Linked DNA regions of Homo sapiens: region 2 is linked to region 1. A link is a contact called in ENCODE Hi-C or POLR2A ChIA-PET data. All regions are on one chromosome and are shown on one strand. Each heading gives the region's core, a stretch centred on a gene start or an enhancer-like site at or near the end of the contact. The rest is flanking DNA. Distances are from core to core; before and after follow the strand shown. Region 1 holds the start of UNC13D (unc-13 homolog D). Region 2 holds the start of FOXJ1 (forkhead box J1).

Region 1 (3,467 bases), core at 968-3,467:
CATAAACAATTACCAGGAACTAGCATTGTGGGACATTAGGGCCCCCGGCCTCGGGAGAGGTGCCGCCCAGCTTCCCATGCCAGCCCGGAGCCCACAGTGCTGCCCAGCGTACCTCCCTCACCGTCTGGGGCTCTTCTGGGAGCACGGAGCATCCCCTGTTCCTGTTTCACTCTCAGCTTCTCCCCTCGAAGGGACTCTCTGGCCACCTCCTCCACCGCAGTCCAGCTCCCTCAGTCTGGCACCCACTGCTACACTCAGCCTCATGAGCCACTTCAGACCAGCCAGGTGTCTTCCCGGGCCCTGCCAGACCCTGCTCACATTCCCTCTGCTGGTCTGTGCTGGTCTCAGAAGGCCACCGCGCCCGCATTCCACTCAGCCAGGGTCCAGCTGCAGCCCCCGCCACCCTTCCTTCCCTTCCCTGTCCTGGGTCATGTTGTTGCCACCCTGTGTGACTTTTGAAGCTGTAAAATGAGCTTCCAGGGCTTGGGTGGCGTCGGGGCAGGGCCGCCGAGGCTGGGAGGAAGCCCTTCTGCCTTTTGCTGGTGTTTCTGGAATTTGCTTTCCCTCACCTCTCACTTCCTTCTAGAAGGAGCTTCCTGACTGGAACCAGAGAATGCATGTCTGTCCACTTGGTGGCTGCTGGGTGGGGCCGGGAACAAGGGCCCCTGACCCTGTGTGCTGGCCGGGACCTGCCACCAGCCCCCCAGCCTGCTTCTTCCCCTTAAGCTTTGTGCCCCTGGATGCGCTAACATTCACTCTTGTTTGTCCCTGGACTGGCCATGAAGTGAGGAGATGGTTATTTAAAGAGAATTCCCTATTTATTTGACAAAAAATCCAGTTAATATATTAATGTGAAATAAACCCTGTTTGCACCTCGATTTGTTTGCTGAAAATGTGAAATAGTAAAAATGAAATAACTGGACCCTTTCTGGCTCTGCGTGTGGTGACCCGGGGGTCTCTTCCGGAAGGAGAGCCGTCTGGCCGCTGAGGGCCCTGGAGACTTCTGGGACGGTTCCCTCCCATGGGAGGATCCCCATTCTCACGGCCCAGCCAGCCTGTCTGGTCCCCAAGACAGCTCTGGCCTCTGGAGCTGGTTCTTAACGGTTGTCGCTCAGCAGCTGTGTCCCTCCCCCACTGAGTCCCCAGGGCCTGGCTGGGACAGAGGTGGATGTGGCCCAGAGTTGGCCTTGAAGGGAGGAGTTGGGGCTGCCACCTTGTCCCCTGCTGGCTCCTCGAGGAATGGCAGCCCTGGCCTAAGTCCTGGTTGCTGGAGGGAGGAGGCCGAGTCAGCCCTGGAGCACGTCAGGACCTGTGACAGGGACACTGAGGTAGCCAAGCCGGCTTGCCACCACCCACGTCACGTGCCCTGCTGTGAACTTGAAGGGACAGGAGGGTGGGAAATGGCCAAAGGCCGTGACCAGGCCCACACGCCCGCAAGTCCCCCAGCCCAGCACTGGGCACAGGGTGGGCAGGCCACAGAGCTCTAGGAAAGCCCCATGCTGAGGCGCATTTTCCTGTCCCCCGGGAGCCAAGTCTGTCCTCAGGAGAGATCGGGCAGCAGCCCCTCTGCCTCCTCCTCCTGGCCAGCCTGGCCCAGAGCTCTCTGGGACTTGGCTAAGCCCCCTTCAAGGGTGTCTGAAGGGAGCACTGTCCTGACTGCCAAGGTGGGGGCAGGGGCACAGGGCTGTCCCTGCCCAGCACAGCTTGGCCCCGTCATCTCCAAGGAATGTCACCTGTGGGGCCAGGCAGGCTGAGCAACTGGCTGTCCTCCAGGGAGACGCCTCTTGGGAGCCCCCACCCTGGGCGCCACCACACCCCACCCCACCCCGCCCCGCCCCACGTCTGGACGCACTCGAGGAAGTGGGGTGAGAACCCCCCCGGGCCCAGGTCAGCTTCTCTCAGGGTTCAGCCCAGCCTGGGCACAGCACATGGATGGGGCAGGATGCTGCCCGCCTGTTCTGGGCCCCCCCGCCCCCTGCTGAGAGCGTTGTCCCCTTCCCAGGGCCTCTGTAGGAGGGTGGGGCGGGGCCAGGCCTGCCCACGGGGTCCACCTTCTGCTCCAGCCAGAGGAGGGTCCTGTAGGGATCCCAGCTGGGGAAGGTGCAGGGGGCCTGGGAGACTGCCTCTCCGAAGCGGTGAAACCCTCACCCTTCCGTCCCTCCCAGCCACCCTCCCTAAAACTTCCCCTGACAGAGGGTGGCAGCCCCAGGCTCTTTGCATAATCCTGTGGCTTCGCTGTCTTCACCCAGCACCAGCGGACAGGGAAGGGCAGAGAAGGCCACCATGGCGACACTCCTCTCCCATCCGCAGCAGCGCCCTCCCTTCTTGCGCCAGGCCATCAAGATAAGGCGCCGCAGAGTCAGAGATCTACAGGATCCCCCGCCCCAAATGGCCCCGGAGGTAGGAGTGACCTCACTGGGGAGAGAGCTGGCCTTGGGGAGCACTGTGGTCTCGGGTACGGGTGCCCTGCTGTCTGGCCCCACCTCTCGAAGGCTGGGACTGGGGACCAGCGACCCTCCCCTGCCTACTCCACCCTGGGGAGAGCCCCCTGGGCCAGCAGAGCAGGGGCTGCCAGATGGACTCTGGGCCACTGTGGGCCTCAGGCCCTGTGGTCTGAGGCTCTCAGAACCCCTCCCTCCCGGTTGGCCTGACCCCATCCCCTACTCCTCCAGCTTCAGAAGAGCCGACTCCATTAGGTGGGGGTGTCCCTGCTGTGGGGTGAGCTGTTCGGGGAGCAGCAGACCCCCAGGCCGACGTGGCACCCCCCTCACCTCCGCTGCCGAGCCTCACTTCCGCTGCTGGGTGAGGAGCAGCCGCCACTGATAAGCAGAGCTGTTTCCTCTGGGGAAGGGAGGGAGGTGGGGTGCGGGTGCGGAGGGCTCGCGCTGCTGGGCACCCATGGACCTCAGCCACGGCGGGCCCAGGGACGGACCTCCAGGAGGCCTGCTGGGGGAACAGGTGCGGGGCATCACTGGGGCTGGAGGCCGGGGTGCTGGGGCCCCCATACCCTTGGCCTGGATCAGGCCTCAGAGGAGCCATTCCTGTCCATCTGAGCCTGCTCTGGGCCTCCCGGGACACTGCCTTTCCACCTTGCTCTGCAGATCCAGCCTCCATCCCACCACTTCTCCCCCGAGCAGGTAAGAGTCAGAGTGCTGGGGTGCAGAGAGGTGGGGAGGGCGGCTGTGTGTCCTCCTGCCGGCCGACGCTGATGGCAGCAAGCAACTTGCGGTGGGGAGGGGACTCCTGGGTCTCAACTCCCTCCGCTGCACAAGCCGCCCTTGTCCTGCCCATGGCGAGAGGTGTTGGTGCCAGGGGTGGCTGGTGGGGTCCCCAAGGTGACCCCGTGTGTCTTAGCGGGCCCTGCTCTACGAGGACGCACTCTACACTGTCTTGCACCGCCTGGGTCATCCTGAGCCCAACCATGTGACGGAGGCCTCTGAGCTGCTGCGATACCTGCAGGAGGTGAG
Region 2 (3,366 bases), core at 215-2,714, 300 kb before region 1:
CCTGCCCACCTCACCTGGGAGTTGGGGTCCTGCCCACCTGGAGTTTAGCACGCTGGTCGCTCACTTTGCTTTGGTCTGCACACCTGGTGTGTGCATGTGTATACTGCTTGTGCCATCTGTGTACCCCTCTCCCTGGAGTACACTTGTGGTCACACTACAGTGGGGACATCAAGAATGCAATATTTATGGATTGCTGCATGATTCTTAAAAATGAATAAAACTGTTTACAAGGGAAGGAGAGCTAACTGCAAAGTGAGCTTATCTGTGAAAGTTTCTGTCTGACTTTCGCCAGCACTCTTTAATACTTTTACTCAAGAGGATCTGGAGTTGGAGGAGTGGGAGAGGCAAGGGCTAGGGAAAGGCATGTTGGCGGGGGAGTGATGCGCCATAGCCGGGCCTTCTTCATGGTCTGGGCACCAGCCTCCCCGACCCCGGCTCTCCAGCTCCTGGGCAGAGGCGGGGTAATCAACCCAGCCCCCACCACTGCCTCTGCAGCCGCCTTAAACCGGAGAACGTCCAACCCTGCAGCTCCTCAATAATTAAAGAGCAGGAAAGCTGGTGACAGGAGGGAGGCCAGGGGAAGGGAGGAGGAAGGGACACAGTCCCCAGAGTCCCTCTACTCTTAATCCCTGTGACTTAAAGGTTGGTGAAATTAATTGGGCAAATGACCCCGCTAGGAGAATTTGACAAGTCCATGACTTCAGAGTTTTACCCACGGGCTCTGCTTCATCAGCTGTCTCCAGAGGAGTGAGTGCGCTTCTGCAGAAGCCTCTGGAATGTCAGCTTCCTGGAACCTCGAGGATACGGGTGGGGAAGGAGCTGCTTACTGGGACACACTGGATTACCCTACCCCCTTGGTGTGTCTGCCGCCTCTGTGGATGTAAGCGGCAGGTGGCATCGGAAAGTCAGACCTGCCTGGGACACCAGAGAAAGACCCTAAGAGTCGGGGGAGAGGGAAAGGCTGCAGAAACATGAGAAAGTGCCACTCGTAGCGGAGAGGAAAGAAAACCTCAAGGATACGGTTCCCGAGCCTGAGCCCGCTCCCAGCCTTAGCCCCCCAACCCCAGGCTCCGTCCCAGGAGCAGTCGACGCCTCAAAGCGTACGGGACAGGAAGGGGGTGGGGGCGAGAGTCTTGGTTCCCCAGAACGAACGGATCCATAGCGGTTCCCGGTGCCGCAGGCCGCGCGCTTCTCCGACCCCAGCGCGGGGCCCTCGGGCGGGAATGAGCCGAGCCGGGACTTAGCGGCGGGTAGGGGGTTGGGTGGCGCGGGAGAGGGCGGCAGAAGGAGGGAGTTCGAAGAGAGTTGCCGCCAGGGAGAGTGGCAAGTGCCCGCGGTCTCCTTGGAGACGTGCTGGCCAATGGCAGAGGCGGAAGCTGTTTATGGGGGCGGAGCGTCGCCATGGCAGCAGGAGAAGCCTTTGGAGCGGCTACTTAATGCCGGTCCCGGGGCCGCGGTAGCTCAGAGAAGCGCCGTCGGGCGGGGGGGCGGCAAGAGGCGCTGGCAGGGCCCCCGAGCTGGGGGCAGAGAGCCGCAGGGGGTGGGAGCAACTTCTTCCAGAACCTTCCTCTGGCCCGGGCTGCGCTCTGAGCCAGGTAAGGGATGGGGAGGGCTGCAGGCCAGGGGGAAGGGTGGGCAACGGTACCAACCCGCTCTCTCATTCGTCCTTAACGGAAGTGGTGGGCCCAGGGACTGACATCGGAGAAGTCTGGGGGAAACTCGCCTCCTGCCCCCCGTTACTGTTCCGTCCCCTTCCTTCCCAATGATCCCCTATCATAATATTCCTTTTCAAGGATCAGAGGACCTCCACCGCCCCCGCCCCGTCGTACCGCCCTCCCAAACTTCTCGCCCCACTTCCATTTGTTGCGAGGAGGAAGGGGGTCCTGATTTCCTGCTCTTCGGGAGAAAAGGATAGCCTCGGATGCCCCTACCCTCTTCATTTGGCTAATAAAACCTCGAAGAGGAAAGGAAGAGGGAGGCAGATCTGATGGGGGTGGGACCCCAGGGCCTTGCTTCTGTTTCCCATACCTCGGCACTAAAAGATCCTCCCCAGCTGCGGGGATGATGTTAGAGAGGGCGTCCCCGTACACACACTGTCCCCTCGGGGGTGGGGTAGTGCTCAGCTCCCACCGTGGTCCTCGCAGGCACCACATACTTATTCGGAGGAGGCGCCCCCGGGGTCGCGAGATGGAAGCGCGCGTCCGGGAGGCCGTGTAACGGGAGCTGCGGGACTCAGCGGGCCAGAGAGCGCGGCGGGCCACCCCCGGCTCAGCCCGTGGATGCTGACCGCCCCCTCGGAGAGTCCCCGCAGACATGGCGGAGAGCTGGCTGCGCCTCTCGGGAGCCGGGCCGGCGGAGGAGGCCGGGCCGGAGGGCGGCCTGGAGGAGCCCGACGCCCTGGATGACAGCCTGACCAGCCTGCAGTGGCTGCAGGAATTCTCCATTCTCAACGCCAAGGCCCCCGCCCTGCCCCCGGGGGGCACCGACCCCCACGGCTACCACCAGGTGCCAGGTTCAGCGGCGCCCGGGTCCCCCCTGGCGGCCGACCCCGCCTGCCTGGGGCAGCCACACACGCCGGGCAAGCCCACGTCGTCGTGCACGTCGCGGAGCGCGCCCCCGGGGCTGCAGGCCCCACCCCCCGACGACGTGGACTACGCCACCAATCCGCACGTGAAGCCTCCCTACTCGTATGCCACGCTCATCTGCATGGCCATGCAGGCCAGCAAGGCCACCAAGATCACCCTGTCGGCCATCTACAAGTGGATCACGGACAACTTCTGCTACTTCCGCCACGCAGATCCCACCTGGCAGGTAGAGGAGGCACGGGCGGCGGCCGCTCCCTCCCCATTCCCTCCTCGCTCCCCACGCTGCACTGGATTCATATCCCAAATCTGCAGGCCAAGTAGGCTCTGCGGTGCGGCCAGCGCCCCAGAAGGGAGCCCTGCAAAGGAGCCCAGTTCTTGCAACTGCCCCTCCTTTGACTTCCAGAGAGAGAGAGAGAGAGAAGGGAGAATGTCCAGAGGTGGAGGGCTTTAGGGGTGCAGAGGCTGAGATTCAAGGGGAAATAACCTGCCATTCATCCAGCAGGCCCAGGCCAAAGACCAGGGCTAGACTCTGCGTGGACAGAATCTCCTTGGGGAGAGCGATGAACTGAAGGCGCATTCTTGTCCCAAGTCCTAGAATTCCTAGACACTGCCCTGCCCCGGGATGGTTTGTCGGGGCCGGGAGTCAGAAACGGAAACTGGAACGTGGCCTCCCTGCCAGGCTCTACGTCCTGCCCTTTTGCAGTTGGCTTGGGGAGGGTGGAATGGAAGGGGTGCCTTAGCATGTGAGGGCCAGGTGTGTCCCAATGGAGGGTGGAGGGGG

What was found. A loop is a pair of places that touch in the nucleus more often than their neighbours do. ChIA-PET counts read pairs that join two places held with the same protein, here RNA polymerase II (POLR2A). Pooled maps may share reads with other maps.
Region 2: a pooled map shows a loop between it and region 1 (4-fold over the local background). The contact joins the promoter of FOXJ1 here to the promoter of UNC13D in region 1. A Hi-C loop is called at or near these places in 1 of 168 maps with a recorded cell type or tissue (mesothelial cell of epicardium) and 2 of 50 pooled maps. POLR2A ChIA-PET finds 5 or more read pairs at or near these places in 8 of 52 experiments (B cell, Caco-2, H1 and 5 more).

The regions. Positions count from the first base shown.
Region 1 is chr17:75,843,154-75,846,620 of GRCh38, reverse strand. It overlaps UNC13D (unc-13 homolog D), which reads left to right and starts at 2,217. Exons shown (of 32, transcript NM_199242.3): 1 at 2,217-2,400; 2 at 3,102-3,137; 3 at 3,355-3,462. The coding sequence starts at 2,284. WBP2 (WW domain binding protein 2) reads left to right here. Exons shown (of 8, transcript NM_012478.4): 8 at 1-922. RefSeq lists enhancers at 1,278-1,367, 1,498-1,577, 1,996-2,700 and silencers at 1,808-1,967, 1,978-2,037, 2,888-2,947.
Region 2 is chr17:76,139,343-76,142,708 of GRCh38, reverse strand. It overlaps FOXJ1 (forkhead box J1), which reads left to right and starts at 1,464. Exons shown (of 3, transcript NM_001454.4): 1 at 1,464-1,595; 2 at 2,145-2,811. The coding sequence starts at 2,314. It overlaps RNF157 (ring finger protein 157), which reads left to right. Exons shown (of 19, transcript NM_052916.3): 19 at 1-235. It overlaps RNF157-AS1 (RNF157 antisense RNA 1), which reads right to left and starts at 2,153. Exons shown (of 8, transcript NR_040017.1): 1 at 2,029-2,153. RefSeq lists silencers at 1,469-1,628, 2,307-2,376, 2,437-2,626 and an enhancer at 3,038-3,366.